Linked DNA regions of Homo sapiens: regions 2 and 3 are each linked to region 1. The links are chromatin loops, found by intact Hi-C in ENCODE. Cell type or tissue: endothelial cell of umbilical vein. All regions are shown on one strand. Each heading gives the region's core, and the rest is flanking DNA. Links, peaks and the distances in the headings are about the cores only. Region 1 holds the start of ZSCAN12 (zinc finger and SCAN domain containing 12). Region 2 holds the start of TRT-CGT1-1 (tRNA-Thr (anticodon CGT) 1-1). Region 3 holds the start of ZSCAN16 (zinc finger and SCAN domain containing 16).

What was found. Peaks named below come from ENCODE experiments on the same cell type or tissue, not always from the same donor. Only the 100,000 strongest peaks of a DNase experiment are listed, where the experiment ranks them.
Region 2: a loop joins it to region 1, with 2.0 times the contacts of the local background. A loop is called at or near these places in 6 of 110 quality-filtered maps.
Region 3: a loop joins it to region 1, with 7 times the contacts of the local background. A loop is called at or near these places in 19 of 110 quality-filtered maps.

Annotation. Positions count from the first base shown.
Region 1 is chr6:28,395,539-28,405,653 of GRCh38, forward strand. It overlaps ZSCAN12 (zinc finger and SCAN domain containing 12), which reads right to left and starts at 4,209. Exons shown (of 4, transcript NM_001163391.2): 1 at 4,119-4,209; 2 at 2,466-2,935. The coding sequence starts at 2,867. It overlaps LOC105374998 (a long non-coding RNA gene), which reads left to right and starts at 4,281. Exons shown (of 2, transcript XR_926659.2): 1 at 4,281-4,369; 2 at 7,591-8,745. RefSeq lists a silencer at 3,262-3,331 and an enhancer at 4,343-4,592. In endothelial cell of umbilical vein, for the core only: a CTCF peak has its summit at 4,254; DNase peaks (open chromatin) are centred at 3,563 and 4,283; H3K4me3 peaks cover 1,301 bases; H3K27ac peaks cover 1,069 bases; H3K27me3 peaks cover 378 bases.
Region 2 is chr6:28,484,441-28,494,555 of GRCh38, forward strand. It overlaps TRT-CGT1-1 (tRNA-Thr (anticodon CGT) 1-1), which reads right to left and starts at 4,626; the gene lies at 4,553-4,626. LOC124901294 (a long non-coding RNA gene) reads right to left here and starts at 5,050. Exons shown (of 2, transcript XR_007059537.1): 1 at 4,924-5,050; 2 at 989-1,271. LOC124901295 (a long non-coding RNA gene) reads left to right here and starts at 5,290. Exons shown (of 2, transcript XR_007059538.1): 1 at 5,290-5,513; 2 at 5,932-6,547. In endothelial cell of umbilical vein, for the core only: no CTCF peak of the experiment used is centred there; DNase peaks (open chromatin) are centred at 4,661, 4,991 and 5,611; H3K4me3 peaks cover 1,562 bases; H3K27me3 peaks cover 482 bases.
Region 3 is chr6:28,119,929-28,130,043 of GRCh38, forward strand. ZSCAN16 (zinc finger and SCAN domain containing 16) reads left to right here and starts at 4,681. Exons shown (of 4, transcript NM_025231.3): 1 at 4,681-4,749; 2 at 5,485-5,902; 3 at 6,855-6,993; 4 at 9,502-10,115. The coding sequence starts at 5,516. The coding sequence ends at 10,022. ZSCAN16-AS1 (ZSCAN16 antisense RNA 1) reads right to left here. Exons shown (of 2, transcript NR_103456.1): 2 at 1,867-3,283. RefSeq lists an enhancer at 4,325-4,826. In endothelial cell of umbilical vein, for the core only: no CTCF peak of the experiment used is centred there; a DNase peak (open chromatin) is centred at 4,623; H3K4me3 peaks cover 1,068 bases; H3K27ac peaks cover 989 bases.

The DNA of each region.
Region 1 (10,115 bases), core at 1,616-6,615:
GTTGCCTCTACCTTTTACTCCTATGGCTACCCCAGCCCCATTGTGGAACTTTCTCACAGTAGCCAGAGTGACTATTTTAAAATTCAAGTCAGATTATATCTCGCTTCTGTTCAAAATTCTCCAATGACTTTCCATCTCAGAATACAATTCGAAATTCTTATAATGGCCTACAAGTTCTGACATAATATAATCTTATAAGCATTTTATTTCATCTCCTCCTTGACAACCACATCTCCACCATGATAAGTACATTCTCACTTTAAGACCCTCTGCCTGAATGCTGTTATCCCTGATAGCTTATGGCTTGCTCTTTTCATTCAGATTTCTCCTGTAAATGTCACCTATCTGAAAAACCTTCTCTGACAAGTCTACAGAAAACAGCACAATCCCCACTTATTTCACTATTCCTTTTCTCTGCTTTTATTGTTGTTGTTGTTTGAACAGAATTTATTACCACCTACATCTTGTAGGTGTTTGTTGATTTTTTTTTTTTTTTTTGGAGATAGGGTCTCACTGTGTCGCCCAGGCTGGAGTGCAGTGGTATGATCGTGGTTCACTGCAGCCTCGATCTCCTGGGCTCAAGCAATCCTCCCACTTTAGCCTCTCAAGTAGCTAGGACTACACACACCTGCCTGGCTAATTTTTGTATTTTTTATAGAGATGGGGGTCTCACTATGTTGCCCAGGCTGGTTTGTTGATTTTTAATTTACTATCTGTCTCAGTGGACCAGAACCTACATGAGAGCAGCAACCCCTGTGTTTTGTTCGCTGTTGCATTCACAGTGCCTAAAACAGTACCTAGTCCAAACAGACATTCGGTAAATATGTGCTTAATTGTTTCCTGCAGTCTTTAACTTTGTTAGGAGTGTCTCCATTATACTAGTCTTTCAAGCTTAAAATCCCTAGTGTTTAGCTTAGAATACATTGCTCTGTAAAGAGTTCTCCATTGGTTCTTCCTTCTTTATTTAATAGAGCTAATCTGTCATCACTTCCAAACAGTTCTTACCTAAGACATGCCTCATCCTTGGTAATCACACTTTCACGATCCTATTTCTTTTTTCTGTTTGTTTGTTTGTTTTGTTTTTTAAACGGAGTCTCACTCTGTTGCCCAGGCTGGGGTACAGTGGCACAATCTCGGCTCACTGCAACCTCTGCCTCCTAGGTTCAAGTGATTCTCCTGCTTCAGCCTACCAAGTACCTGGGATTACAGGCATGTCCTGCCACACCCGGCTGACTTTTGTATTTTTAGTAGAGACGGGGTTTCACCATGTTGCCCAGGCTGGCGTTGAACTCCTGACCTCAGGTGATCCACCTCCCTTGGCCTCCCAAGCGCTAGGATTACAGGCATGAGTCACCGTGCCTGGCCTCATGATCCTATTTCAAACTTAGATATTTTTGCCACATGTTCCTACCCTCTCTATTGCATTTTGTATCACAGTGCTAGATTATACTTCTGTTTCATTATTTCCCTAAGTTTCAAACTCTTTATACCGGGGTTTCCCAGCATTGGCTCTACTGACATGTTCCTAGCATTGGCTCTACTGACTTTGTTGTCTGGGGCTGTCCTGTGTGTTTTAAGAGGTTTAGCATTAGCCTTGCCCTCTCTACCCACTAGATACTAGCAGCACCTCCCCGAGTGATCCACTAGATACTAGCAGCACCTCCCCAAGTTATAACAACCAAAAATGTCCCAAGACATTGCCAAATGCCCTCTGGTGCACAAAATTGGCACTGGTTGAGAACCACTGTCTCATTTTAGTATTAAAAACAAAACAAAAACGTTCTACATAATTTGGTTCTCTTTTACATCTTACAATTAGTAAAGCTCATTTAGACTCAAGGAGAAAAGGTTAGGGGCATCTGTCCTACAGAATAAAATCTCAATTCCAGAGGTTGAGATTCAAGGTCCTGGACACTATCTCAACTCTGCTATTTGGAATTCACCTTTCCAACCTAACTGGGCTTTCTGCTACTCAAAGAAACACAGATTCCCCACCCTGCTCTCCTCACTAACTTTCCATTGTACTCCCACATCTCATTCCCCTGAAATAGTTAATGTCTTCATTTTAAAACCCTGTAATGGAGTCAGAGCAATGGATATATCTGCAAAACCTTAATTCTTAATTATTTGTATTGTGCAACAGAGTGATGCCCCTCCAAGAGACTGCTTCCCATCCTGCTACTGTCATCTCTTTGATACTTTCTCTTGTCTTAGAAGTTTTCTAAGATGAGCAGCATGTTTATCAAACAGAATTTTGTAGCTTAATAGAGAAATATAAAATCCTTCCACAGAAAAGTTATAAATAAGTTGGGACCACATTAGCCAACTTTCCGTGAAACTCATGCCCCTTTCTGATGCACCAAACTGTCAAAAACATGCTTTGTGAAAAAATGGCTGTTCTTCACTCTGGCCTAGAAATCCACAATTTATGTTTTCTCAAGCAGAAGTCACATCTTTTTTCTCACCTGCTCTCCTGGTTCATCCAGTTCTCTCTCTAAATCCTCCAGCACAGTCACCACCTCCTCCCCACTCTCTGGATGCTGCTCCTGCACCCAGGCCTGGAGCTCCTCAGGTAGGATGGTCAGGAACTGCTCCAGCACCAGCAGCTCCAGAATCTGTTCTTTGGTGTGGGTCTCTGGCCTCAGCCACTGATGGCAAAGTTCTCGGAGTCGGCTCAAAGCCTCACGGGGACCAGATGTCTCCTGGTAGCAGAACTGTCTGAAGTACTGACGGAAGACCTCTCTGCTATGGGTGTTGTTTTTACGCAGGTCCCAATCCTGTCTGGTGGTATATTTCTCTTCCTCTATCTTTACTTCCAAAGGTTCATCCTGGTCCATGTGGGCCTGGATAGCCCAAGTAGATGCCATTTTAGCTGTGCTAGAACTACCGGTGTTTCAAGTAAGATCTCACCTGGAAACTGTATTCCTGGACAGTCCTGAAGAATAAGCCATCATTATTAATACAAACTCCACCATAAAGTAAAACTGCAAATTCTGAGAACTTAACTATGACCTTTGAAATCTGACCTCCGGATTAATGTACAATACTTACTCAGAAAAATACTCTGATAGAAAAGACTTAAGATTAGACCGATTTAGGCCGGGCACAGTGGCTCACGCCTGTAATCCCAGCACTTTGGGAGGCCGAGTCGGGCGGATCACGAGGTCAGGAGATCGAGACCATCCTGGCTAACATGGTGAAACCCCGTCTCTACTAAAAATACAAAAAAAAAAAAAAAAAAAAAATTAGCCGGGCGTGACGGCGGGCGCCTGTAGTCCCAGCTACTCAGGAGGCTGAGGCAGGGGAATGGCGTGAACCCGGGAGGCGGAGCTTGCAGTGAGCCGAGATCGCGCCACTGCACTCCAGCCTGGGCGACAGAGCGAGACTCCGTCTCAAAAAAAAAAAAAAAGATTAGACTAATTTAAAGAGAAAGACTGAGGAAAGGTGCCAAGTTGTTTCAGGACTTAAGAGTAAGACTTGTTGGTAAACTTATTCTCATTTGGTCCTAAATGAAAGACAAATGGAATAAAACTAACATTTAGATCAAGTAAATAATAATAACAAAAGGTTAGGACATCCTTGATTAGTTACTTTTATCTTTTGAATGTCCAGATGTCTGGTGGAAACCATGAAATCACAAAAGCTACAGTCATGTAAATTTATTTCTTCAGGGACTTAATCTTTCTGCTCCTCATTCTTCATTTATAAAGTGAGAAGGCTGAAGAGGTTACTCTTTAAGGCTTCCCTCTAACCTCGTGGTCTGTGATTATAATCTGAAGTGAGGAAGGCCCAGGAAAGGGTCCCTAGGACGCCGGCGAGCGTCTGTGACCCACCACTGTCCAGAAATGTCGGTAAGCGCTGAACCCAAGGATACACAGCCCGAAGCAAACGCGGAAGGTATGGGCCTTACAGCCTGGAATTGCTGCAGAGACTGGGAGCCAAACCCTCATCCTAATGTCCCAACGCACTTTGGGGAGGGAGAGCTTCCCGCGGATCCGCCTGGGTTTGGGAGGACCGGGGTCCACTCTGCACCGGCCAGGGCCTGAGGGGCCCAGCAGCTGGAATACAGCAATCTCCCGCCCACCTGCTCGCAGCGTACAGAGCACAACATCGCTCACCTGCGGCCCCCAGGGCCAGAAGAGAACTCCCTCCTACGGAGCGAAGGCAAGAGGCCTCGAACCCTTTTGGGACCCGGAACCCATCAAAAGTGACCCACAAAGGCCGGAAGCGGCCACGGGGGGTCTAAGAACCAGCCCGCGCGGGGCGCACTTCCGCGGCCGCTCTAGGAAGGGAGCGAAAGGGGCTTTCAACTCGGTAGTGTTTCCGCGCGTCTACGTGAGAGGAAGGTTGATGGCTTTCAGGCCCGCTGGTAAATGGAACGGGTTTATCTTCTCCTCTTCTTTACCCAGCCATTGTCCACACTTCCCCCGACCCGATGGGTGGTCGAGGCTTGTAGAACTGATCTTAAGACAGGGAAATCCCTTGCGTCTCCATTCACTTTGGGATTCTGTGTCTCTGAGGTTAGAGATGCCTCAAAGGGATGTTCTCCGGGGGACCTTCCCAAATCCGCGCTTAGCGGTGGCGAAGGGACTTCTTCCACACAGACTTCTCAAGGGCCAGCCGGCTGGTTTCTGCCGGCTCTTTCGCCATCCACGATTCTTTTGATGTTCTCTTTTATGTGCTGATGTATGATTATATGTCAGAAAACCCGGTTCAATGGAAAAACTATAAAAAAAGGATAATTTAGTAAAATAGCAAGATATAAAGTTAACACACTAAAATCAACGACCTTCATATATGTGAATAATCAATGATAACGAGTTACGAGATATAATGGAAGAGAAGACCATATTTACAAGAGCAGCAAAAAAGTGAAACTAGGAATAAACTTAACAAGAAATGAACAAAACTTCTATGGGGAAAGCTTTAAAACATTCCTAAAAGGCCAAGTATACATTTAAACAAACAGAAAGCGATATGAGGTTCTTGGAAAGACTCAAAGAGGTCAGTCCTCCCTAAATACGTATGCAACTGTAGTATTCCAACAAAAATATCAACAAATATTGTTCTGGAATTAGATAAACTGATTATAAAATTCATGTGGGGAAATAAGAATAGCCAGGAAACCCATGAAAAAGAAAAATGGTGAGGGTCAACCTTATCAGATACTGGAACATACCCATATAATTTTAGTGTATTAACAGAGAGAAAGAATAGACCAGAAATGGATCCAGGTATGTAAGGATATTGAGTAAATGATGAAGGTGACACCACATATCAACAGGGAAATGAAGAACTTAGAAGTTGTGCTGGGATGATAACCGTTTGGCAAAGGTAAAACTGGATTTGTATTTCCCACCACACATCACAATAGAGATAAATTCTAAATGGATCTGAGATCTAAATATAAAAAATCCACCTATACATGTATTAGAAGAAAACATGAATAATAATTCTAACACGTGGGAATAGGGAAACATTATCTAACCATATGACTCAAAATCTAAAACCCATAAAAATAATAAATCTGGCTACATGAAAATAAAATGTATTGCTTGTCAAAAAAAAATAAGGAAAGAAAAAGGCTTGCAACATATCACAGGCAAGGGCTAGTTTTCCAAATACCTAAAGAGCTCCTAAAAGTTGAGAATAACCAATAACCCAATAGAGAAAATGGCCAAAAGAAATAAATAGTTGACAGAATAAGAAATGCTAGCAGCCCTCAAACATCTGTAAATATGTTCAACTTCACTCAAAATATGAACATACAAATTAAAAACTATGCTGACTGAGGCACCGTTAGTCATCAGATTGGCAATGGTACAAAAGTTTGACAGCATGCTCTACTCATGAGGAAGGAGAAACTCTTAACATTCTAGTGGGAATGCAAAATGGTACAACCCATAGGTATGAAAGATAATACTATACAGCAAAATTATATATGTAAGTTTACCCTTTGTTCCTGCAATACCACTTCTAGAAATCCATCTCAAAGATACTTTGACAAAAATATGAAGTGACACACACACAAGATTAAATGAGATCAGGAGAGGCCTGATTTTTAAAATGCCAAATATGAGGGGATGAAATTGAGAAATTCTCAGGAGGAAAAATGGATCAGGGCTTCATCATTGATTATGTGGGGGATAAGAGAACCAAAAAAAAAAAAAAAAAAAGCCTGGTATCGTCAGAGGATGGTGGTCCCTCCACCAAGACAGGGGACACTAAATGACAAGTAGCATTTTGAGAAGAAATTTATGAGCACAGCTTGGCCATGTTAAGTTCGAAATCCTAGGAAGCATTACACTGTAGATGTTGCTATTTGTTAATGGATTGGTTTAGGGATTTGTGGGTCTAGGAGTCATGAGAAGAGAGTTAGCTTGAGATCCATATTTTGGAGCCTTCCACCTTTCAGTAATGGTTAAAATGATTAAGATATCTCATGAAGTGTGTGGTGCTAAAAAACAGCCTAGGACAGATTTCTGGAGTGCCCTTTGCCCCCTACTGCCAGCCCTATAGATTCTTCTTTCAGGGCGTCTGCGGAGAAGGGAGAGAGAGATCCCTCCTCACACCGTGCCAGGGCTCAAATCTCACCTGAAGCCGTAGAACATCTCAGAAAACAACAGACAGAGAAATTATTGGACAACAACTTGAATTCAACCTGGAAGTGTCCCTCAAGCTCACTTTGGGGTCCTTTTCCAGGCATCTTGAAGGATTTTTGCAATGCAGTTGTTTTCCAAGTTCCACTTGGCATGACTTACTGTAAGAAGCTGATATGAAAGTCTCACTTAAAAAGTCAGCTTGCACCAAGGATGATTGACTTGGCATAGTTCCCAGGGACCTAGGTGAAACAGTCAACTTTTTGTCACAGATGCAATGTAGCCAGAAGAAAAGAGCATCTAAGCACAAAGAGAGCTTAAGACAGAACTCCGAGTAAAACCAATCTCCGTCTTTTGACACTAGAGAAACACAAGGATATAGAGACAAAGAGCAGACAAAATGGATCTCCAGAATACCTTTATTTTAAACAATTTTTGTCTAACATTATTACTAACACTTTTTGGCCATTTTACTAACAAAATAACTCTAACATTTAAAAAGGAGAAAGCTTCCTGTGATATATTGATAAGCCTTCTAACTGCACTTAAAAGGGAAAAAAAGCAGATGTTGAGATCTAGGACTCAAAGACTAAGAGAAAAGGTAAAACTGTAATATTGGAAGCTCACTTTGTTACTTTGTGAAAATGAAAGCATGTATAAACTTGATTAGCTCATAATTGTGCCAGGTTTATTTAGTGAGGTTGAAAGGGGATGGAGACAATTGAGAAAAAAGTTATTTGGGAAAAGATTTCAAAAAAAGGCTTATTTTTCCTTCAGACTTTAAATCTGAGGTGGATAAAGGTATTGTGGAAAATTAAAGATGACTACAAATTATTTGGCATTTCTCATCAAGATGTGGGGTCTATGTCACTTTCCCTTGAATCTGAGTGGGGTTAATCATTAATTTGACCAATAAAATACTGCAAAAGTGATGCTGTGGTTTCTGGCCTGAGCCTTTGGAGAGCAGCAGCTTTCACTTTTTGTCTTTTAGAACAATTGCTCTTGAAGTCCTGAGCCACCATGGAAGAAGTCTGCCAACCCTGCTTTCCAGTGACTGAGTTGCAAGAATCCTTCAAGATGCCAAAAAGATGACCCCAAAGTGAGCTTTGTGTGTCTCCGAGACCACATAAAGAAGCTCTGAGACCACATGGAGAAGATCAGCCCGGCTAAGCCCACTTTTCTGGCTGTCCCTGCCAAGGCACTTGGCATGGCAGTGAAGCTGTCTTGGATTTTCCAGACAAATTATACTGCCAGATGAATACCAGCATGTGATCTTAGTTGACACCACATGAAACAGAAGAATTTCTCAGCTAAGTCCTCCCCAAATTCCTGGCCCAAAACATGATGGTGTGTTTTTGTCCACTGTTTTGGAGTAACTATTTATGCAGCAATAGATAACAAGATCAGATGTTTACCAGATTGTAACAGTTTGATTAGACTATTTCCTAAGAATATTAACTTTCCTTCGTTTCAATGACATAGTCAACATGCAATTTTCAATTTGTAGTTGATATTTAAATTTCCAGTTAGGAAAAAGCTTGATGTTGAGGACTTGCACTAAATTTTAGGCCAGGTATAGCTCCAATTTTTATGGAAATTATTATGTATACAGTATAAGGTAATTTTTTATAGGCTATAGTTAACAATTTCTTTTTTATCTTTTTTTATTATTTATTTATTTTTTATTATACTTTAAGTTCTAGGGTACATGTGCACAACGTGCAGGTTTGTTACATATGTATACATGTGCCATGTTGGTTTGCTGCACCCACTAATTCATCATTTACATTAGGTATTTCTCCTAATGCTTTCCCCTATCCCCCCACCCCACGACAGGCCCCGGTGTGTGATGTACCCCGCCCTGTGTCCAAGTGTTCTCGTTGTTCAGTTCCCACCTATGAGTGAGAACATGTGGTGTTTGATTTTCTGTCCTTGCCATAGTTTGCTCAGAATGATGGTTTCCTGCTTCATCCATGTCACTACAAAGGACATGAACTCATCCTTTTTTATGGCTGCATAGTATTCCATGGTATATATGTGCCACATTTTCTTTATCTAGTCTATCACTGATGGACATTTGGGTTGGTTCCAAGTCTTTGCTATTGTGAATAGTGCTACAATAAACATACGTGTGCATGTGTCTTTATAGTAGCATGATTTATAATCCTTTGGGTATATACCCAGTAATGGGATCACTGGGTCAAATGGTATTTGTAGTTCTAGATCCTTGAGGAATCGCCACACTGTCTTCCACAATGGTTGAACTAGTTTACACTCCCACCAACAGTGTAAAAGTGTTCCTATTTCTCCACATCCTCTCCAGCACCTGTTGTTTCCTGACATTTTAATGATTGCCATTCTAATTGGTGTGAGATGGCATCTCATGGTGGTTTTGATTTGCATTTCTCTGATGACCAGTGATGATGAGCATTTTTTCATTTGTCTGTTGTCTGCATAAATGTCTTCTTTTGAAAAATGTCTGTTCCTATCCTTTGCCCACTTTTTGATGGGGTCGTTTGATTTTTTCTTGTAAATTTGTTTAAGTTCTTTGTAGATTCTGGATATTAGCCCTTTGTCTGATGGGTAGATTGCAAAATTTTTCTCCCATTCTGTAGGTTGCCTGTTCACTCTGATGGTAGTTTCTTTTGCTGTGCAGAAGCTCTTTAGTTTAATTAGATCCCCTTCATCTGTTTTGGCTTTTGTTGCCATTGCTTTTGGTGTTTTAGTCATGAAGTCCTTGCCCATACCTATGTCCTGAATGGTATTGCCTAGGTTTTCTTCTAGGGTTTTTATAGTTTTAGGTCTAACATTTAAGTGTTTAATCCATCTTGAATTAATTTTTGTATAAGGTGTAAGGAAGGGATCCAGTTTCAGCTTTCTACATATGGCTAGCCAGTTTTCCCAGCACCATTTATTAAATAGGGAATCCTTTCCCCATTTCTTGTTACTAACCAATTTCTTAATCACATTAGACACTAAACCAAATCAGGGTTAGACCTGAAACCTTTTTAAAAAATCAAACTGTGGGATCCTGTGGTAACTATACTAAAACAGTTGTTGTCAAATCACATTTTTGTATTTTAAATCCATATTTCTCACCTGGAAAAATGTTAGTATTTAAACTCAATATATAAACATTTAACATATTGCCAAATTTTAAATTCTCATATTTATTAAAAAATACTAATTTCTGGCCAGGCGTGGTGGCTCATGCGTGTAATCCCAGCACTTTAGGAGGCTGACAGGGGAGGATCACCTGAGGTCAGGAGTTCAAGACCAGCCTGGCCAATATGGTAAAACCCTGTCTCTACTAAAAATACAAAAATTAGCTGGGCATGGTGGTGGGCACCTGTAATTCCAGCTACTTGGGAGGCTGAGGCAGGAGAACTGCTTGAACCTGGGAGGCGGAGGTTGCAGTGAGCCAAGATCACGCCACTGCACTCCAGCCTGGGCGACAGAGTGAGACTCCATCTCAAAAACAAAACAAAACAAAACAAAACAAAAAACTAATTTCTT
Region 2 (10,115 bases), core at 2,064-7,063, 89 kb after region 1:
CACATACACACATTGAAAGAATGTGTATATATATATATTGTCTTCTATGTTATCATATATGTGTGCAGTCACTCAGATAAAGATGTGGACTTCATAGTTTTAAAACATGCCTGAACTTTTTCTTTTTTTTTTTTTTGAGACGGAGTCTCGCTCTGTCGCCCAGGCTGGAGTGCAGTGGCGGGATCTCGGCTCACTGCAAGCTCCGCCTCCCGGGTTCACGCCATTCTCCTGCCTCAGCCTCCCAAGTAGCTGGGACTACAGGCGCCCGCCACTACGCCCGGCTAATTTTTTGTATTTTTAGTAGAGACGGGGTTTCACCGTTTTAGCCGGGATGGTCTCGATCTCCTGACCTCGTGATCCGCCCGCCTCGGCCTCCCAAAGTGCTGGGATTACAGGCGTGAGCCACTATGCCTGGCCAGAAATTTACTTTGAAAGTCTTTTTAGGCCGGACTTGTTGGCTGGACATGGTGTCCTGCGTCTATAGTCCCCAGTTACTTGGGAGGCTGAGGTGGGAGGATCGCTTGAGGCTGGGGGGTGGAGGTTGCTGTGAGCTGAGATCACACCACTGCACTCCAGCCTGGGAAGCAAAGTCAGACTCTCTAAAGCATACCCCAAGACAAAGGATGTGCCTTAATGAGTATGTGATTTATTGAGGAAATGATCCTCTGGATGGGGAAGAACAAGTAACAAAACAAAGATGTGGTCTCACATAAAGTCTAGCTTTGGCCTGACCCATGAGACAGGGGCTCTGGAATATAAATTGCATAGCAGAGTGGTCACTGAGTCAAGGGACTTGACTTTTATACTCCTTCCCCCATCCGTCAGTTATTAGCTGCTGGGAATGGAATGGTGGTGTAATCTACTAGATGTCTCCAAACAGCCAAGGGCGATTCATGGGACAACTTCACAGAGTTACACCATTGTGGGGATAGGTGTGTAACTTCCCAAGGAGTCCTTCCTGTCCACTGCACCCAGAAAGACCACAACATTGCAGTAAAGAAAGAGTTTAATAGACACGAGGTCGGCCATGCCCCATGGGAGATGGCGTTAGTACTCAAATTATCTCCCTGAAGGCATGGAGGTTATGGGTTTTTCAAAGACAGTTTGGTGGGCAGGGGACCAGGGTAGGGGGCAAGCTGATTGGTTGGGTTGGAGATGAAATCATGGGGAATTGAGGCTGTCCTCTCATGCTGAGTCAGTTCCTGGGTGGAGGCCACAGGATGGGTTGGCGGGTCCAGGTGAGGACACGTGGTTGTCAGAAATGCAAAAACCTGAAAAGACATCACCATATTGTAGGTTGTGCAATAGTGATGTTATCTGCAAGAGTAATTGGGGAAGTTGCAAATCATATTACCTCCAGAATAATGGCTGGTAGTTATTTAGAATTCAGACCCTTCTCATCCTCTAACTTGGTGGCCTTTCATTAGTTTTATAAGAACAGTTTAGTCTTTGGGAAGGGGTATTACCATTTAAATTATAAACTAAATTTCTCCAAAAATTAGTTTGGCCCATGCCCAGGAATGAGCAAAGACAACCAACCAGTGAGGCTGGGAACAAGATGAAGTCAGCATGCCAGATTTCTCTTACTGTCATAATTTTGCAATGGCTGTTTCAGGTGTAGTGGCCTGTAAAAAACAAACTAGGAAGAAGAAAAAGAATTGAGAGGGTTTCCAAGATTCTGTGCTACTGTAAAACAACTAAAGAAGTGGAATACCCTAGGTTTGTAATTTTAAGTTGAGGTGTGAATATCCCAGATGTCATCTGTTATTTAGGAAAAATAATAGATTTCATTTACTTGCTAGTATAAATCACTAATTTTGTTTTAATGTTTTGTGTTAGTTTCCTAGGGTTGTCATAACAAATTACCACAAACTGGGTGGCTTAAAGTGATAGGAAATTACTTTCTCACAGTTCTGGAAGCCAGAAGTCTAAAATCAAGATGTGGACAGCGTCATGCTCCTTTAAAAGCTCTTGGGAAGAACCCTTCCTTGCCTCTTTCAACTGTGATGATTGCCAGAGATCCTTGGTGTTCCTGTAACCACCTAACAGGTTCCCCTTGCCTGCTGCCTAGACACAACCAACTTATCAAGACAGGGGAACTGCAATAGAGAAAGAGTTTAATTCATGCAGAGGAGTACAGGAGACTGGAGTTTTATTATTCCTTAAATCAGTCTCCCCCAAAACATGGGGATTGGGGTTTTTAAGGATAATTTGGTGGGTAGGGTTTAGTGAGTTGGGAGTGCTGATTGGTTGGGTCAGAGATGAAAGCATAGTGAGTTGAAGCTGTCTTCTTGTGCTGAGTCAGTTCCTAGGTGGGGCCACAAGATCAGATGAGCCAGTTTACTGACCTGGGTGGTACAGCTGATCCATTGAGTGTAGGGTTTACAATAGAATAGTGATGTTATCCCCAGTAGCAATTTGGGGAGTGTCAGAATCTTGTAGCCTCCAGCCGCATGACTCCTAAACCATAATTTCTAATCTTGTGGCTAATTTGTTAGTCCTACAAAAGCAGTCTAGTCCCTAGGCAGGAAGGGGGTTTGCTTTGGGAAAGGGCTGTTATCATCCTGTTTCAAAGTTAAACTATAAACTAAGTTCCTCCCAAAGTTACTGCAGCTTACACCCAGGAATGAACAAGGACAGCTTGGAGGTTAGAAGCAAGATGGAGTCAGTTAGGTCAGATCTCTTTTACTGTAATAATTTTCTCAGTTATAATTTTGCAATGGCAGTCTCACTCCTTGGCTTGTGGCCAGTAACTGCAATCTCTGCCTCCATCTTCACAGGGCCGTCTTCCCACTATGTCTGTGTCTCTGTGTCCAAACCTCCCTCTCTTCGAGTAAAGATCCCAGTCACTGGATTATGCCCCACCCTAATCCAGAATGACCTCATCATAACTTGATTACTTCTGCAAAGACCCTAGAAAGGCAGATTTATTAGAGAAAGTATGAAAATAGGTTGCAAGAAAGCAATGGCTAAATCAGCATGAGAGAAGCTGACTGCAAAGAAACAAAGGCTTGCTGGAGACTTTACAGAATAGGGTTTATGCTGTAAACTGAAGAGGGCTTTGTGCAGTACTGATAATGCCAAAGTTGAAATGAACTGCCTTGCAGGTGTGTGGTGATAGTTGAGCACAGGAAGATTGTGAGTTGTTTGTACAAGAGGGCTATGTGTCCTGGACCATGAAGAAAGGCAGACTTATAGCTTATCTGCTTTCTGTTCTTGCTTTCCCTTGGTCCCGCCAGTCTGACTCCTTTTCCCAATTAGGACTCCACAGTTAACTTGGTCCATGCCCAGAAATGAGAGAAGACAGCCAGCCCATGAGGCTAGAAGCAAGATGGAGTCAGCCACAGCCATGTCAGATTTATGCTACTGTCATAGGTTTGCAAAGGCAGTTTCAGAGTAAAAGGATTAAACACTTGTCCCTAATTGTTCAATAAATAAGAAAAATTATAAAAAGCAACAATATAGTGAACTTTATTGCTTGTTTAGGTGCCAAATATCCTTCTAAAATATTTTGTATACTTACTCAACAAGCTCTCCCATCAACTATATTAGGTAGGCTTATTACTATTTCCATTCCACATGTGAAGAAAGTGATGCCCATGGAGCTAGAGCAATTTGCTAAAGGTCCCTTAGCCATCAAATGTAGCAGCTGAGGTTTGAATACAGCCGATGTGACCTAGTTCAACAAGGTCCCAATCAAAATGAACAGCAGTGAGGTCCAAACATAGGGACAATTTTCCAATGTTTTACGTTGCTACTTATGATACTTAGAGTAACATAGTAGCCACATTGTGAATATTTCTCATTAAAAAGTAAAAAAACAGGCCAAGCGCGGTGGCTCACACCTGTAATCCCAGCACTTTGGGAGGCTGAGGCAGGCGGATCACTTGAGGCAGGAATTGGAGACCAGCCGGGCCAACATGGTGAAACCCTGTCTCTAATGAAAATACAAAAATTAGCTGGGCGTGGTGGTGCACACCTGTAATCCCAGCAATTCTGGAGGCTGAGGCATGAGAATCGCTACTGCACTGGAGCCTGGGTGACAGAGCGAGATTCCATCTCAAAAAAAAAAAAAAAAAAGGCAAGCATGCCCCTGCAAATGTCCTAATTTTTGTTTGTAGCTACTAATGGGTTTGTTGTTCATTAATTTCTTATCTTATGAATTCAATTATAGAGCTGGAGATTTTTAGAATCTAGAGAGATTTTATTTATCTGCATGCCTACAACAGTTATCTACATGCTTTAAACTGTAACACATTGTAAGTGCTCAAAAACATTTTACCACAGTTTAAAGCAAGACATACGAAATTGATTGAGGTGGGTCACATGCATTATTCTTTCGCACTTTTTGCATTTGCATTGTCTTCCTCCTAAAAATTTACTTTTTAAAAGTAAGGAATCTGAGCAGGATGCAGTTAAACAACTTGGGATTTATCCAGTTGTGTTCTACTGCTGTTAAGTTTGGTGAGAATGTTTGGCAATTAGTGGGAGGACGCAGTTCTTCGTCAAGAAAACAATTTTCAGAAACAGCTGATTTTCTCTGGAAAACATCAGGCCCCACTGGGAGTCGAACCCAGGATCTCCTGTTTACGAGACAGGCGCTTTAACCAACTAAGCCATAGAGCCACGCGGAAGCACTCTTTAGAGGTGAATCTATCTCATTTTACTTTGACAAAATGAGTTTAGTTAGTTATCTGCTGTCTTCAAAAAATATGTCAACTCGAGAAACACTTCATTTCCTCAGTATCTTTTGAAGACATACGAATACACGGGGAAACGTATTCGGCAGTCTACAGTGTCAAAGGATTTTTCTATTAATCCAAGAAAGAGCATTACAGAAAGCTATACAATACGTGAAGACGATTAAAAGGAATATATCTATACATAATTTTAAAAAACCTTTGAATCTTGAAAGTCACTCACTTAGGGTACGTGAAGCTGCCAAATTTATCAGAGAAGGAACAGGCATCTCTCGCATGGAGCCGTGGGCCTCGGCGTTAAGGCACTCTTCAGCTACAGGTGGCAGCCCGTTTAGCTCTTCTTAAGGTCTTGTGATGTCATTTTCAAGAGGCCAGTAAAGTTCTGTGTCACGTGGGGCCTCTCAGGAGGGGTGCGGAGGTGGGGGAGGGGCGGGGAGCAGGACTCCACTGCTTTGGCCTCAAGGAGTTTGGTCGACACTTGAAGACTGACCAAGAAAAAGTAATTTGTCCCAGTTTTCTCCCACCCTTTGTTTTCTTCTGCTCCTCTTGGGCTTGTTTTTTTTTTGGGGGGGGGGGTTCTTTCTTTTTTCTTTTCTTTTTTTTTTTTTTTTCCCGCAGTAAGTTCTGAAAATCGCCTCCCAGAGGAGATAACGCGTTCTCCTCTGTAACCCGTCCTTCCACGTCCCGGTGGTGGGGGGGGGGGTCCCGGTTCTCATTCTTTCGGGGACCTGCAAGGAGCCCCGCCCGCAGGCTTTGAACCGATTTCGGCTCCGCGTCCAGGAGCAGGCCCTACGTAGGGCCGGGGGAATTCAGGTGCGTCTGCGGGGCCCAGGGCACCCAGGGCAGGCGGGGACTGAGACGACTGAGGGTTGAGGGACAAGGAGGTTGGGACTGGGGAGGGGAGACCCGGGACCCGCCCAGAACGCTTTCGTGGGGTTGGAGAGGGCAGGACACAGCCTCTCTGGGCCCGGTAGTATGCGAAGACACGCATAACGCAAAAGGATTCCCGTCCTGGACTTTGGGAATTAAGGCCCTGAACACATTGAGCAAAAAGTAGATCTGTCTGTACAGACGTTTCTTTCCACGTCTTTCATAGTAAGGACTTTATTAAAAAGCAGGCACTCGAATCCTAGGTGGGTAGATGGGAGGCTGGGGCTGGGGATGGGGACGTCCTCTGTTTTCTGGTTGTGCACATTAAAAATAACTCTCTGCTGCCTACTCCTAAACGCAGCCGGCAAAAATGAGACGTCAACTAAGCGCCGTTTCAGTCCCAGAGCCAGGTCGTCCATGGGGGTTTTCAAGCGTTTTCTCGATGACTGATTTTTCTAGAAGCGAATGGATTTTATTCTCCCAGGTGTAAAGGCTACCTCCTGCTTCACACCCGGGTAACATAAAAGACAGCGCTGGGACCGAAACTCGGGTCTCCTGGGTCCTGGTTGGCTGGAGAGAGGGGCAATGAACGTCCCGAAAAGAATTCTGTCTTTTCTCAATATCTGGGAGGACTCATAACAGGGTAGATAATCAGGATGGATGTTTGGCAGGTGGGAATCTTTGAGACGGTCTGTGCACACAATTTTAACTCTACTTTTGCCAGTTTGGAGGACATGAAATTCCTGATGAGTGTATGTTAAAAGGGAATAGAGAAGGTAATATACACAACGTTCTAAAATAATTGCTTTTCGTGGAGGCAAAGTGGCTAAGCAGTCCAAAGCGCTGGATGAAGGCTCTAATCTCTTGGGGTGTGGAGGTTCTAGCCTGTTTAGCCACAGAAGTCATGAAACCACTATGTGGTATTTGTTAAATAATGAGTTTTGATACTTAAAATAAAATGGAATTATTGGAGTGAATTTTGTTTGGTTCTGTTGAATTTGTTATTCTTACACACACTAGCCAGATTCTACTTATTTGTGGGCGGCAAGCCACCCAGGCACCGAGGCAAGAGACAGAGGACACGAGCTGTTCCAGTATAATAAAATATAAAACAAGAATAGTTATACCAAATATAGATCTTAGATATGATTATATATGAAAATCATTAATCATTAGTTTGTAGCAATTACTTTTTATTCCAATATTATAATAATCCTCGCTCTATAATCATAGCCTAGGAAAAACCAGGCCTTACAGAGATAGGAGTTGAGGGAACATAGTGAGGTGTGACCAGAAGACAAGAGTGCGAGCCTTCTGTTATGCCCGGACAGGGCCAGCAGAAGGGCTCCTTGGTCTAGCGGTAACGCCAGCGTCTGGGAAGACGCCCGTTGCCGAGCGGACGGTGGTCTAGCAGAAGCCTCAGTGTCAAGAAAAAACACCGGCTGCTTAGCAGACCGGAAAAGGGAGTCTCCCTCTCCCCGGGGGAGTTTAGAGAAGACTCTGCTCTTCCACTTCTTGTGGAGGGCCTGACATTAGTCAGGCTCGCCCGCAGTTATCCGGAGGCCTAACCGTCTCCCTGTGATGCTGTGCTTCAGTGGTCACACTCCTAGTCCGCCTTCATGTTCCATCCTGTACACCTGGCTCTGCCTTCTAGATAGCAGAAGTAAATTAGTGAAAGTACTAATAGTCCCTGATATGCAGAAATAATGGCGTAAGCTGTCTTTCTCTCTGTCTCCTCTCCCTCTTTGCCTCAGCTGCCAGGCAGGGAAGGGCCCCCTGTCCAGTGGACACGTGACCCACGTGACCTTACCTATCATTGGAGATGACTCACATTCTTTACCCTGCCCCTTCTGCCTTGTATCCAATAAGTAACAGCGCAGCCAGACATTCGGGGCCACTACCGGTCTCCGCGCATTGGTGGTAGTGGTCCTCCGGGCCCAGCTGTCTTTTCTTTTATCTGTCTTGCGTCTTTATTTCTACACTTTCTCGTCGCTGCACACAGGGAGAGACCCACTGACCCTGTGGGGCTGGTCCGTACACTTATTAACATTTTATTTGATATGTTGATCTTTGGATGTATGAATTTGATTGTTCTCATTTGATTTGTTTTGTTTTTACTTTGGGTTCTATTTATGTCAGGTTTTGGTAACCTTAATGAATGGATTAGGCAGTTTTCCACTTCTTATGCCCTGAAACTTTTCAACCCAGAAGAGTTACCTGATCCTTGACAATTTGACAGCACTTGGCCTAAGAGAATGGGGCCTTTTCATGGGGCTTAGAAATGGAAAGAGACTTTTGACAGCCTCTTCATCTATTACCGTGGTTATTATTCTGTGAGGATGTGTCATTTGAGTGTGTCATATAGTGCCTCTGATTCTCAGTTGCTTATTTGTTGAGAGATAATGATACTGAATATTAAATGACTTACTGCTTTTAAAATTCTAGTATGATGCCTGGGCCATGCAAGCCTTCAATCAATGTTATTTATTATTATCACATCAATATTGGTAATTTATATTGTCCTAAATCCTATCTCATTCACTATGCTTAGATTATCAGGGATTATCAGATACAGAGGTAGAAAGTTGTAAAAAAATGCTTTTTATTTGAGATACACATCTCATCTCTATTTGTAAATGTGTCTTCTTCACTAATTTTGAATTCTAAGTTTATATTTTCCCTTAGACATTCCACAGATTTGTATTTCAGTTTTATTTACAAAAAAAACTTTCTTAGCTCTCCTAGCATGTAAACAGATTTTCTCTGTTGATTCCTTTCTTCTGCTTTCATTTGGTATGTTTTGTTGGTCTTTTACTTGCTTCTGAAGAGAAATACTCACCAGCATTTCAGTCATTTAAAGTCTTTCTCATTTACTTAAAAAATGCACTTAAGTTACAAATGTTCCCCTCTGACCTGCTTTTGTAGCATTCCACAGTAATGATATATGTTGTCTTATTGACATTCTATTATACCTGGCCTGTAATTTTAGTTTTGATTTTCTCTTTGAGCAAAGATATTTTTAGAAGCATTTGACATTAAGTATAACATTTTATACTTTTCTGATTATATTTTGATGCTGATTTCTATCTCTATTTTCTAGCACAGTATTAATTTTCTAAATTAAAAAGTATTTTGATATTTTCTTATTAGATCATTGTATAGTCAATTCTTTAATTTCTTTGGGCAATTTAAAAATTGTGTTTTCTCTATAAAGAATTTTATGATATCTATCAGGTCAATGTTTTATTCTTATTTGTCTTTTATAATATTACTTATTTCTTTGTCCACTGATATTTCTTGAACTTAGAGCAATAAATTGAAGTCAATTACTAAATTGTCTCTGCCTTTCTACTTGTGTCTCCACTGAATTTCTGCTGAATGAAAGTTGCTGCTTTATTTTGAGCATGAATATCAAAAAAACCAAAAATCTTTACCTCCACTTAAACTGTAATTTTTAGCATTTTGCAGTACCCTTCTTTGTTTTATTTAATGAGTGTTGTCCAAAATCCCACCTCACATGATTTTAAATCCTTGAGTCCTTTCTTTTTGTGAGTTTGCCTGATATTTTTGTCTGTTCTTTATTTTCAAACTTCCTGATTGTTTCCAAGCCTGTGGGTAAGTAGCAAGCTGTGGGGAGGCAGTGTGACAAGGTATATGCAGGAAACAAAGAGCTCAGAGAGACTAGTTTTTTTATTTTCACAGCATTTTAAAAGCCAATGACCCTAATTAAGAGATACTTAATCTTCCACTGGTTTATGTGGTCATAGTGAAAATTACAGTTGAGATATTGAATATAGCAAATGTGTAGCTCTGTGGAGAAATTGTGGCACTGGAATCTCTGATTCTAGCCAAGAACTTCCCAGAGGCATGAGTAAAATGTTCCCAACTTGAAAATCTAGTGCAAGTAGAAGATTCAATCTTTTAATGTTGATGTTTTCTAGGTTCCATATTTGGTTGCCCTTTTTTCTGAGATGGTATTCAAAGGAATATTCCACACACTCATATCTTTGAACCTTTCAAAATACTTCCAAATATCTTGCATATTTGGAATACTGATAACTTCCAAATATCTTGCATAAAACTTTTTAGAATGCCATATGATTATAGCCAACTGCCTACAAGACATTTCCACCTTAGTATCTCATAGACACCGTGGACTCATCAAGTTCCTCCTATTATTGCTTTTCTTTTTGAGTAGCACCACAACCTAGTCTGTTAAAGTGAAAACTGTGTGATTACTGTAGATGACTCTCTTTGTCCCCTCATGCATTTTTTTCATCAGGTGAATATGATGTAACTGCTGTTTAGATTCAAATAGTGATCCTTCCCTAACTAGCCATGGCAATTAGTATGATATTCTAAGCAGAACCTGCTGTTGTGAAAACATAATTTGATGGAATTGAGAGTTTTTGCTATTCAGTTAAACTCTTAGTGAGTCAAATATGCCAAATGTAAAGTTCTATTTTTAATTTAATATTTGTTTTGTCTCTCGAGAAGCTTTTATTCTAAACAGAGAGATACAAATCTGATGTTTTGATGCACACA
Region 3 (10,115 bases), core at 2,625-7,624, 270 kb before region 1:
CTTTCCTCTTCATCTGCTATTTGTGATTTATAATGTTTAAATGTTTTCTCTCAATTGGATTTACCATAGGCTTGTTGCTTTTATGGGCTTGTTAACAAACATTTTTGTATTTATTTATTAATGTCACTATTTTTCTATTTTCTAATCCATTTTATTCTGCTTTTACTTTTATTTTTTTCCAACTTTTTCCTTGGGGGCAGAGGAGGCTTTCTCCTTTTTGTAATTCCTTGAGTTGGATGTTTAGTTCATTTATTTTCTTTCTTTTTTCTATAATGAAAGCAAGTGAGAATATATATCTACCAAGTACTGTTATTTTTTAAACAGTCCACTGTGGGGATTTGTGTGAGGCAGGGGTGAGAAGGTTGGGGGCTTTCTGTTTTTGTAGTTTGGGAAGATACAGGGGGAGGAGAGGAAGGTCCTGCTTGTCATATACCATACTGTATACTTAGGCCTTAATGAAGAGGTCAGAGAGGCTTTATCCTAGTACAAGAAGAATACACCTAAGCTGAGGATAGAGCCAGGATTTTAACAAGATCTGCAACAGTGATTGGGAGCCTCCTTTTGTCTGGTGTTCAGCCACTCACGTTACCACAGCAGGTGCTCCAAGGTGCTAGCCAGTTGATTCTCTGAAGTTGGATGATGAGCCAGGGGCATGCTTGAAGAATATTCTGGGCTATTTAGGAAATTCAGGAAGGATGACCTGTGGCAGGTGTCATCCAGAAAGCAGGCTGGGCTTGTGCTTAAAAACCTGATGAGATAATTTAATTCAGCAAGATATTAAATAAAGAGGGCAAAACATACTGATAATACACTGTGCACTAAAGGGGAAGCAGGAAATTACTAAGCATCGTCTGGATTTTTTATCTGTTCAGTTGCCTATGAGGGACATGTTATGTCACAGTCAAGGGAAAAAGGGACTTTGTCTTTTGATCATGTACTTCTAATGGAAAGAAATGCAGGGGTTATCCTTTTTCTAAAATTTTCTTCCCAGAGTGGGAGAGTGTTCTAAAGCATATTTGAAAATTATTTATATCTACACTTTCTAAATAATCCACACAAATTTATTTGCTCACTTATATTTGCCCTTAAAAAGCACACAGAAGTTGAATCTGATTTTCATATTAAAGGAATTATACCCTTTTACAAGGCATAATTCCTTTAAGATGAAAGGTATGTATCTACAAAAGGTATATATATCTATGGAAGGATATACATTTCACAAAAAAATATTGTCAAACTAGATGCTGGGGACATTTATTCTTTCTAATAAATTTATGTGAATGCATTACTTATCTTTGACTTGTCAGGCAAAGAATTTCAGAGGAGGAAAATAGATATTGATGAAATTCTCCAAACAGGAAAATTTTTTTATAGGTTGTGGAGAATAAATAGGGTTTTAAGAACAATTATCTTTTCCCATTTATACCAGTAGCAAATCTTCATAAGAAATTGAAATGTTCCAGAAATATATAATGTATAAAATGCAGGTTCTCCTTAAGTTTACCCCCAACTGATACTCATAGTGAATTTTTTTTTTTTTTTTAAGACAGAGTCTCACTCTGTCGCCAGGCTGGAGTGCAGTGGCATGATCTCGGCTCACTGCAACTTCTACCTCCTGGGTTCAAGTGATTCTCCTGCCTCAGCCTCCTAAGTAGCTGGGACTAACAGGCACATGCCACCATGCCCAGCTAATTTTTGTATTTTTAGTACAGATGGGCTTTCACCGTGTTGGCCAGGATGGTCTCGATCTCTTGACCTCGTGATCCGCCTGCCTCGGCCTCCCAAAGTGCTAGGATTACAGGTGTGAGCCACCTTGCCCGGCCAACATTTTTAAGATAATAATTTTCACAAAAACAATCATACCATATCTTTTGTAACTTTTTATTTTACTCAATATACCTTTAGCATCTCTTAGTTTCTAAAAACTGGGTGGTATTTTAATGAATAGACATATAAAAATTTAAATTCCAAATGTTAGGCATTCAAGTTTCCCAATTTAAATAAATAGTGCTTCTTTGTACATACGTTCAAACATTTATGTAAGCATTTCTATATGGATAATTCCAAGAAGCTAAGTTGTTGAATCAAGGGGTATGGACAACTTCTTACCTTCTAAATAAGTCTTACCTTCTAAAAATGTAAAACTAAGTATGCCTGTATATCCACACACCTCCTAACACTGAATATTATAAATCGTTTGTCTTTAGCAATCTTAAAAATCTTTCTTGTTTTGTTTAAATTCTTATTAGTGAACCTTTTCATATTCACTATTCTTAATTTTGTGTTCTATAAATGTCAAGTGAGTCTGTGTGAAGAGAGTCCACCAACAGGCTTTGTGTGAGCAACAAGGCTGTTTATTTCACTTGGGTGCAAGTGGGCTGAGTCCAAAAAGAGAGTCAGCAAAGGGAGATAGGGGTGGGGCAGTTTTATAGGATTTGGGTAGGTAGTGGAAAATTACAGTTAAAGGTGGTTATCTCTTGTGGGCAGGGGCGGGGGTCACAAGGTGCCAAGGTGCTGGGTGGGGAGATCATGAGACTCACTGTCGGGGGCAGGGGGAATGTCACAAGGTCGATTGATTAGTTGGGGTGGGGCAGGAACAAATCTCAATGGTGGAATGCCATCTTTTGTGGTTCTTCAGTTGCTCCAGGTCATCTGGATGTATACGTGGCGGTCACAGGGGCTATGATGGCTTAGTATCATATTGTCAGAGGCCTGACAATAAATGCATGCAGGTTAAGTACTTTGTCTATTTTTCTATTGGCTTGTTCATATTTTTATTTTTTGGTAAGATAAAAGGTCTTTGTATATCAGGAAAATCAGCTGTGTCTTTTAGATGTGTGGCATATTTTACTTTTAGTTTATATTTTATTTTTACTTTTTTCATTCAAATATTTCAATTTTACAAGGCCAGTTTCATTTATCTTTTCCTCCATGGCCTTTTCAGTTTTATGTCTTTAGGGGTTTGTGTTATTCTTAAAAAGGCCCTTCCCACTCCAACTTTCCAACCTGTCTCCCTGCTTCTGCCCTTGCCCAACCCCTTCACATTCAAGTCTACTGTTAACATAGCAGCCAAAATAATAATCTCAATACCCAAGTTTAATCATGTTACTTCTCTACTCAGAAATCTCAAATGAGCCATGCTGGGTAGCTCACACCTGTAGCTCCAGCTACTCAGGAGGCTGAGGCGAGAAGATCACTTGAGCCCAGGAGTTTCAGGCTGCAGTAAGCTATGATCGCACCACTCACTGCACTCCAGTCTGGGTGACAGAGTGAGACCCATCTCCTAAAACAAAGGAAAAGGAAAGAAAAGAGAAAAGAAAATAAACTGAGTAGCTTATCATTTTATCATTTTAGAGTAAAAATACCCTTGCACTCACCCAAGGCTCTCACTATCTCTCCACCCAACGCTCTTTTGCTCACTCAGCTCCAGAAAAACAAGCACCCTTCCTTTGCCCAAAATACTTAAAACACACTCCACTCCAGGCTTTTGCATTTGTTATCCCTCTCCCTGAAACATCTTTATCCCTGATGGCCCATTCCCTCAGCTCCCTCAATCTTTGCTCAAATGTCAATTTCCTAGTCAGGTCCTCCATGAATATCCTATTTAAATTGCATCACTTCATTCTCACCCCAAATTCCCTATTTCCTTTATTTTCTCCTTAGAACTGATATCCACTCTCTATACACTATGTATATTTTTTGGTTTATTGCCTGCCTCCCCAGCACACACACACACACACACACACATACACACACACACAAGATTATAAATTCCATGAAAGGAAGGGCATTGTTTTGCTCAAAATTAGTTCCAGCTTCCACAATAGTGCCTGGCATAGTAGATAAATCAATATTTGTGTAAGAAAGGAGAAGAGGGAGTAAAAAACTAAGAGCATTTTTCACCCATCAATTTGGCAAAGATCAAAATATTTTATAACACTGTGTTGACAAGTATAGGTAAATAAGAATACTGCTAGTAGATCCTATGATTGGTGATTTGGCATTAACAAAAGTACAAATTTCCCTATTCTATGCTGTAGTAATTCCCTTTCTAGACATACAGACTATGGATATATCCTTACACATGAAAAATGATGTGAGTTCACAGTAAGTTATTGCAGCAATGTTTGAAAAAGAAGAATTGGAAACAACCTCATGACCACCAATGGGGTACTTATTAACAAATTATAGAACATAATACACAGTTGAATACCGTGCAGTTGTTTAAAAAAGAGCAAGATCAAGGAAACACTTATGTACAGCCTTTACCAAGACCACCTGGTAAAAAGAAAAATAAGAAAGGTACAGAAGTGCTACTATTTGTGCAGAGGGGAAAAAGCGCGGACAATCTATAACGGTGTAATATATCTACGGAAGGATATACAAGTCACGAAAAATATTGTCAAACTAGACGCTGGGGGACATTTACTCTTTTTAATAAATGTATGTGAATGCATTACTTATCCATATTACTCAATAATTAAACCGAAAAACGTTTTAAAGAAGTACAAATAAGACTTGCTCGCAGATCCCGCAATCCCATCAATACGAGGCGTAAAAGCCGGGTCCTCCACTGGCTAGGGCCGAGGAGGCAAGCACTCAAGCTGCCACAGAGGCGAAGCTTCCTAGAGCGGCCCGGAAGTGCCCGGCTGAAGCGGCCGGGCGCCGATTGGTGTCTTTGAGTCTAGTCTTTGTTCGGGGCTGTCCAAAGGACGCTAGCTGTTGCACCTGTTCCTCCCTGCGCGTAAGGTGAGTGTCTCCCGGCTCCCAGGTGGAGAAAAGGGGACAAGACGCAGCTGTGGTCAGCAGCAACACCCTCCCCACACCTCCCTGTCGCGGGCAGAGTGTAACACTCCTGTCCCTCCCTCCGCCCCCCAACAGATCTACAGGAGAGGATTTGGCCCAGCCTTCCGGGAGAGGATGGGTGGAAGGGGGACACTGGTTGCGGGTTCCTCTGCAGAGGCATCTGTCTGATCCCCTTCCAGGGTTGGCACACATATCCTATAACCAGTGAATCCTGGGGGCACAAGCTGGCCCGTGCATCTCATGGTAACAGAATGAAGAGCCTTTTAACAAAGCCGTTAATAATACTTGGCGTTTATTTAGTGCTTACTAGTGCCCGCTGCCATGCCAGGGACGTTGCATACGTTCTCATGTAATCTGTATATCAACCCTGTAACACACATGAGAATTGTACCTGAGGATCTGTAGTTCTAGTCCAGATAAATAACTTCCTCTAAGTTACACAATAGAGCACAGATTCAAATCATATCCCTGCGTCACTGTTTTTTGTTTTGTTTTGTTTTGTTTTGTTTCAGCTTCCTATAAGACTGTTTTCTCTGATTGACTTCTGGTGGCTTGGCTTCATTATGATGTGTTTATGTTCACAGAAATTTTTGTAATTTCTCTATGGTAACAACTTTTTATGCCTTAGGAGTGTCTCTGAGGCAGGATTCTAAGAGATTCTCTTTGACTCAATCCCAGATAGAGGATAAATCTCCTGGCAAAGCCCAGAATGACCACAGCCCTGGAACCTGAGGACCAAAAAGGACTTCTGATAATTAAGGCAGAGGACCATTACTGGGGACAGGATTCCAGCTCACAAAAGTGCAGTCCTCACAGGAGGGAACTCTATAGACAACACTTCAGGAAGCTCTGCTATCAGGATGCACCTGGACCCCGTGAAGCTCTTACCCAGCTGTGGGAGCTCTGCCGTCAGTGGCTGAGGCCAGAATGCCACACCAAGGAGCAGATTTTAGACCTGCTGGTGCTAGAACAGTTCCTGAGCATTCTTCCTAAAGACCTGCAAGCATGGGTGCGTGCACACCATCCAGAGACTGGAGAGGAGGCAGTGACGGTACTGGAGGATCTGGAGAGAGAGCTTGATGAACCTGGAAAGCAGGTGTGAAGGGGCAGTCATCTGGCTGTGAGTGATCAGGGGATATGGATGGAGCCAAAGCAAAAGGCATATGAAAGAACATCTGAAAATATTTATCCTCTAAAGAACAAGGCATAGGAAGGGACCTGACTACCTATGTCAAATAATTAAAGTGTGGCTGGGTAAAGAGAGGAGAGTCACTAGACTGATTCTATGCCTGTTTGGAAGGCTAGGATCAGTGGGAAGTTACCAAAAGGCAATCAGGTATCAGAGGAAAAGAAATAATTTTCTGCCATTCATAGATACCCATAAATAAAATAGGCTACCCCATAAGAAACTCCCTTTCCATATAGGTATTCAAGCGGAGATTCAAGTAGATGTCAAGGATATTGCAGAATAGGACTGTCCAACAGAAATATAATGCAAGCTGTATATGTATTTAAATTTTCTAGTAGCCACATTAAAAAAAAAGGTGAAATATATATTTTATTTAGCCCACAATATTTAATCATGTAATCAATATTTTTAATGAGGTATTTTAGATATCTGTGCTTTAAATTTTCAAAATTTGGTATGTATCTTACATTTAGCTTATCTCATTTGTACTAGCCATATTTTAAGTACTCAGTAACCACATTTTGCTAGTGACTACCATATCGGATAGCATGGTTATAGAAGAAATGCTCCCATTTGCTGGAAGTTGGGCTAGATGATTTTTAAGCTACCTTCCAAATCCCAGTGCTCTGATCCTGGACTTCTGCAGATCAATGAAAGAAGAGACGTTGAATTTTACTCTCTAGTGTCCTGAATTGTAGAGATTAGCCTCTGTTCCTTCTCCTAGCCATTATTGCCATTTACAATGAAATGAGAATTTGTCCCCCCTTTCTATGTCCCTGGAAGATGTTTCATTTGATTGTTTTATCTGAAGTTACTTAAGTTTCCATAAAATTCACCTTACACACCTCATTTTCCCTAGGTCCCAGGCAATTCAGAAAGACGGGACATACTCATGGACAAGTTGGCCCCCTTGGGAAGGCCATATGAATCACTGACTGTCCAGCTCCATCCCAAAAAGACCCAGCTGGAGCAGGAAGCTGGGAAACCACAAAGGAATGGTAAGCAGGAACAGTTCTGAGTGTATGAGGGTAGAGGTACTTCCTTAGGTTAGAGGAAAACTTTCTCACTTTCATCTTCTCCTTTTAAAGATTTCCTGCTTGTCCTCCACCTCACTATGGACAATTTTATCCTCCTCTTACCCTTGCTCCATGATGGAGTTATATTTTAGTTTCTCACTAGACAAAAAAGCTGCTATTTGGCCCAAGGGATGAGGATGGAGTTTATTTAATATCCTTATAATTCTGTTGTTATCTAATGATTCTTGTTCCAAATCCCCCTAAATTTCCATTTTGAGACAGGAGAACTTATGGCACTCTGTATTAGTCAGCGAGGCCTGTCATACAGAATACCATGGACTTATGGGTGGCTTAACAGAAATTTATTTTCTCACAGTTCTGGAGGCTGGAAGTCCAAGATGAATATGCTTACAGGGTTAGTTACTAGTAAGGCTACTCTCCTTGGCTTGCAGACCTCTTGCTGTGTCTTCACATGGCCTTTCTCTGTACACACACACTCCTGGTGTCTCTTCCTCTTGTAAGGACACTAGTACTATTGGATTAGGGTCCTACCCTTATGACCTTATTCAACCTTAATTACTTCATTAAAGCCCTATCGTCATATACAGTAATGTTTGAAAGGGGTTAGGGCTTCAATGTATGAATTTGTGGAGGAAGACAAGTCAATCTATAACACATTCCCATGATGAAAGAAGTAGGGAAGAGAGACAATGATCAGTCAATACAGCAAAGTTTCTTGTTTTTATCTGCATGTCAAATTAATTGGGTTTTATCCCCCATCCCAGCTCCCTAATTACAAACTAGGGTGTCTAGTGTATCCCCAGGCTACATTAAAAAGCTGGTGAATTTTAAATTCCAGTTTATCCAAACCCTACCTTTTTCAGTGCTCACCACCCTTTCTCTAGAGGCTCCCATGTCTAATAATGCCTCTCCGGGTAGTTCCTTATACTCTAGCCTATTTTGTATTCTTACTACTTAAGTTTTACCAATATCCCATCCTGTAGGATCCCTACCAGATGATTTGTCTAATCTGAAAAATTATTTTGAGCTAAGATGTTCCTAGCTGCTATCTGGAAAGGATGACATTTAATTATATGTAATGTAAAGAAGCCTTTCAGTGCTTTAACTCTAGGAGTGGAGTGCTGGTTACTGTTTGGCTTTAGAAGTGACGTTAAGAACCTCCTATCTGTTCTTTTTTATTTTTATTTTATTTTATTTTTTTTAGAGGAGAGGTCTCACTATGTTTCCCAGGCTTGTCTCAAACTCCTGGGCTCAAGTGATCTTTCCACCTTAGCTTCCCAAAGTGCTAGGATTATAAGCATGAGCCACTGTGCCTGGCTCAACCTGTCTTTTGATTCATTCATCTTTCACTGAGTATTTACTAAATAGCAGCTATATGCCAGACACTATACTAAATGTAAGGAATCCAAAGGTTAGACACTTACATTACTTCTCTTCAAGAAGCAGGAGAGTGAGCACTTACAATAGTGTAATAATTACCATACTAGAGATACACCGTGAACTACAAAGAGGATAGCTATCCCTGAGGTGCACCTGCAAAAATATCACAGAGTAGGCTTGCTTGAGCTGAGAAGGTCAGGTGGGAGCTGAAAGGGGGTGACATTTTAGGCAAAGAAACGGTGAAAAAAAATAGCATCAGAGAATAACATTCTAAGAATAGCAACTGCTCTGAGTTTGATTCTGATAAGGAGTCGTCTGTAGGAGGGAAAATCAGCAATGTGTGTTTTAATAAACGATCCAGCTGATTCTGATGCACAATAAGGTTAGAAACCACCGAGCTAGGATTTAGACAGGAGGTGATGACAGCAAGGACATCAGTTTCAGGAAAAAATATTTTACCCAGCATATACACTGACTATCCATTGTCATTTCCTATTCCTTTTCATTCCTCTATTTACTCTGACCTGCATGTTGTCATGCTTCCTGCTTCCAGCTAATTATTATCCTTCAAACACACTCCCCTCCTTGGATGGTTCCTATTCACTATATTCCTCTCAGACCCCAAATCCTATTATCCTCTCCATTCACTTTTACTTGATTTTACTTGCCACCTATGTTTCAGGCCCCTGCATGTTTCTCCCAAACTTTTACCTCCCTCCCCATCTCTGTTCTCCAGTCTCTCTAATTATCCTTGGCATATCTATAGTCCCCTCATTTATCCGTCTTCCCTTACATAGTATTGCTAACTTATCTCTTGAGCTCTATTTTTGCCTTTTCTTCTCTTAATCTACTCTCAAACAACTTGTTCTGCTGATATCTTCCTTAATTCTTAATTTCTTCCTTACATTGTGACTCTGTGCTATGATGATACCAAAAATAAGATGGTACCAAATATTTGATATGTGTGTTGTATGTGACTTCTCATTATTTTATAACACATTTATAACATTTACATGTTCTTTCTTCCATAGGCTGTTTGCTTCTCAAACATAGAATAGGACCCGTTTGTGTACTGTTTGTTTGTTACAGGTGATAAAACTAGGACTAAGAATGAAGAGTTGTTCCAGAAGGAAGATATGCCCAAAGACAAGGAATTCCTTGGGGAGATAAATGACAGACTGAACAAAGATACTCCTCAGCATCCTAAGTCCAAAGATATTATTGAAAATGAGGGCAGATCAGAATGGCAACAGAGGGAAAGAAGACGATATAAATGTGATGAATGTGGGAAAAGTTTCAGTCATAGCTCAGACCTTAGTAAACACAGGAGAACTCACACGGGAGAGAAGCCCTATAAATGTGATGAGTGTGGAAAAGCCTTCATTCAGCGCTCACATCTCATTGGACATCATAGAGTACACACGGGAGTAAAACCCTATAAATGTAAAGAATGTGGGAAAGACTTCAGTGGGCGCACAGGTCTTATTCAGCATCAGAGAATCCACACAGGTGAAAAACCCTATGAATGTGATGAGTGTGGAAGGCCTTTCCGAGTAAGTTCAGCTCTTATTAGACATCAAAGAATTCATACCGCAAATAAACTCTACTAATATAGCAGTAATATCAAAAGTTCTTTGGACACTCAGGCCTAACTAGTTATCAAAGAATCTATTTTAGAAACCTTGAGTTTCCTCAATGTGGTC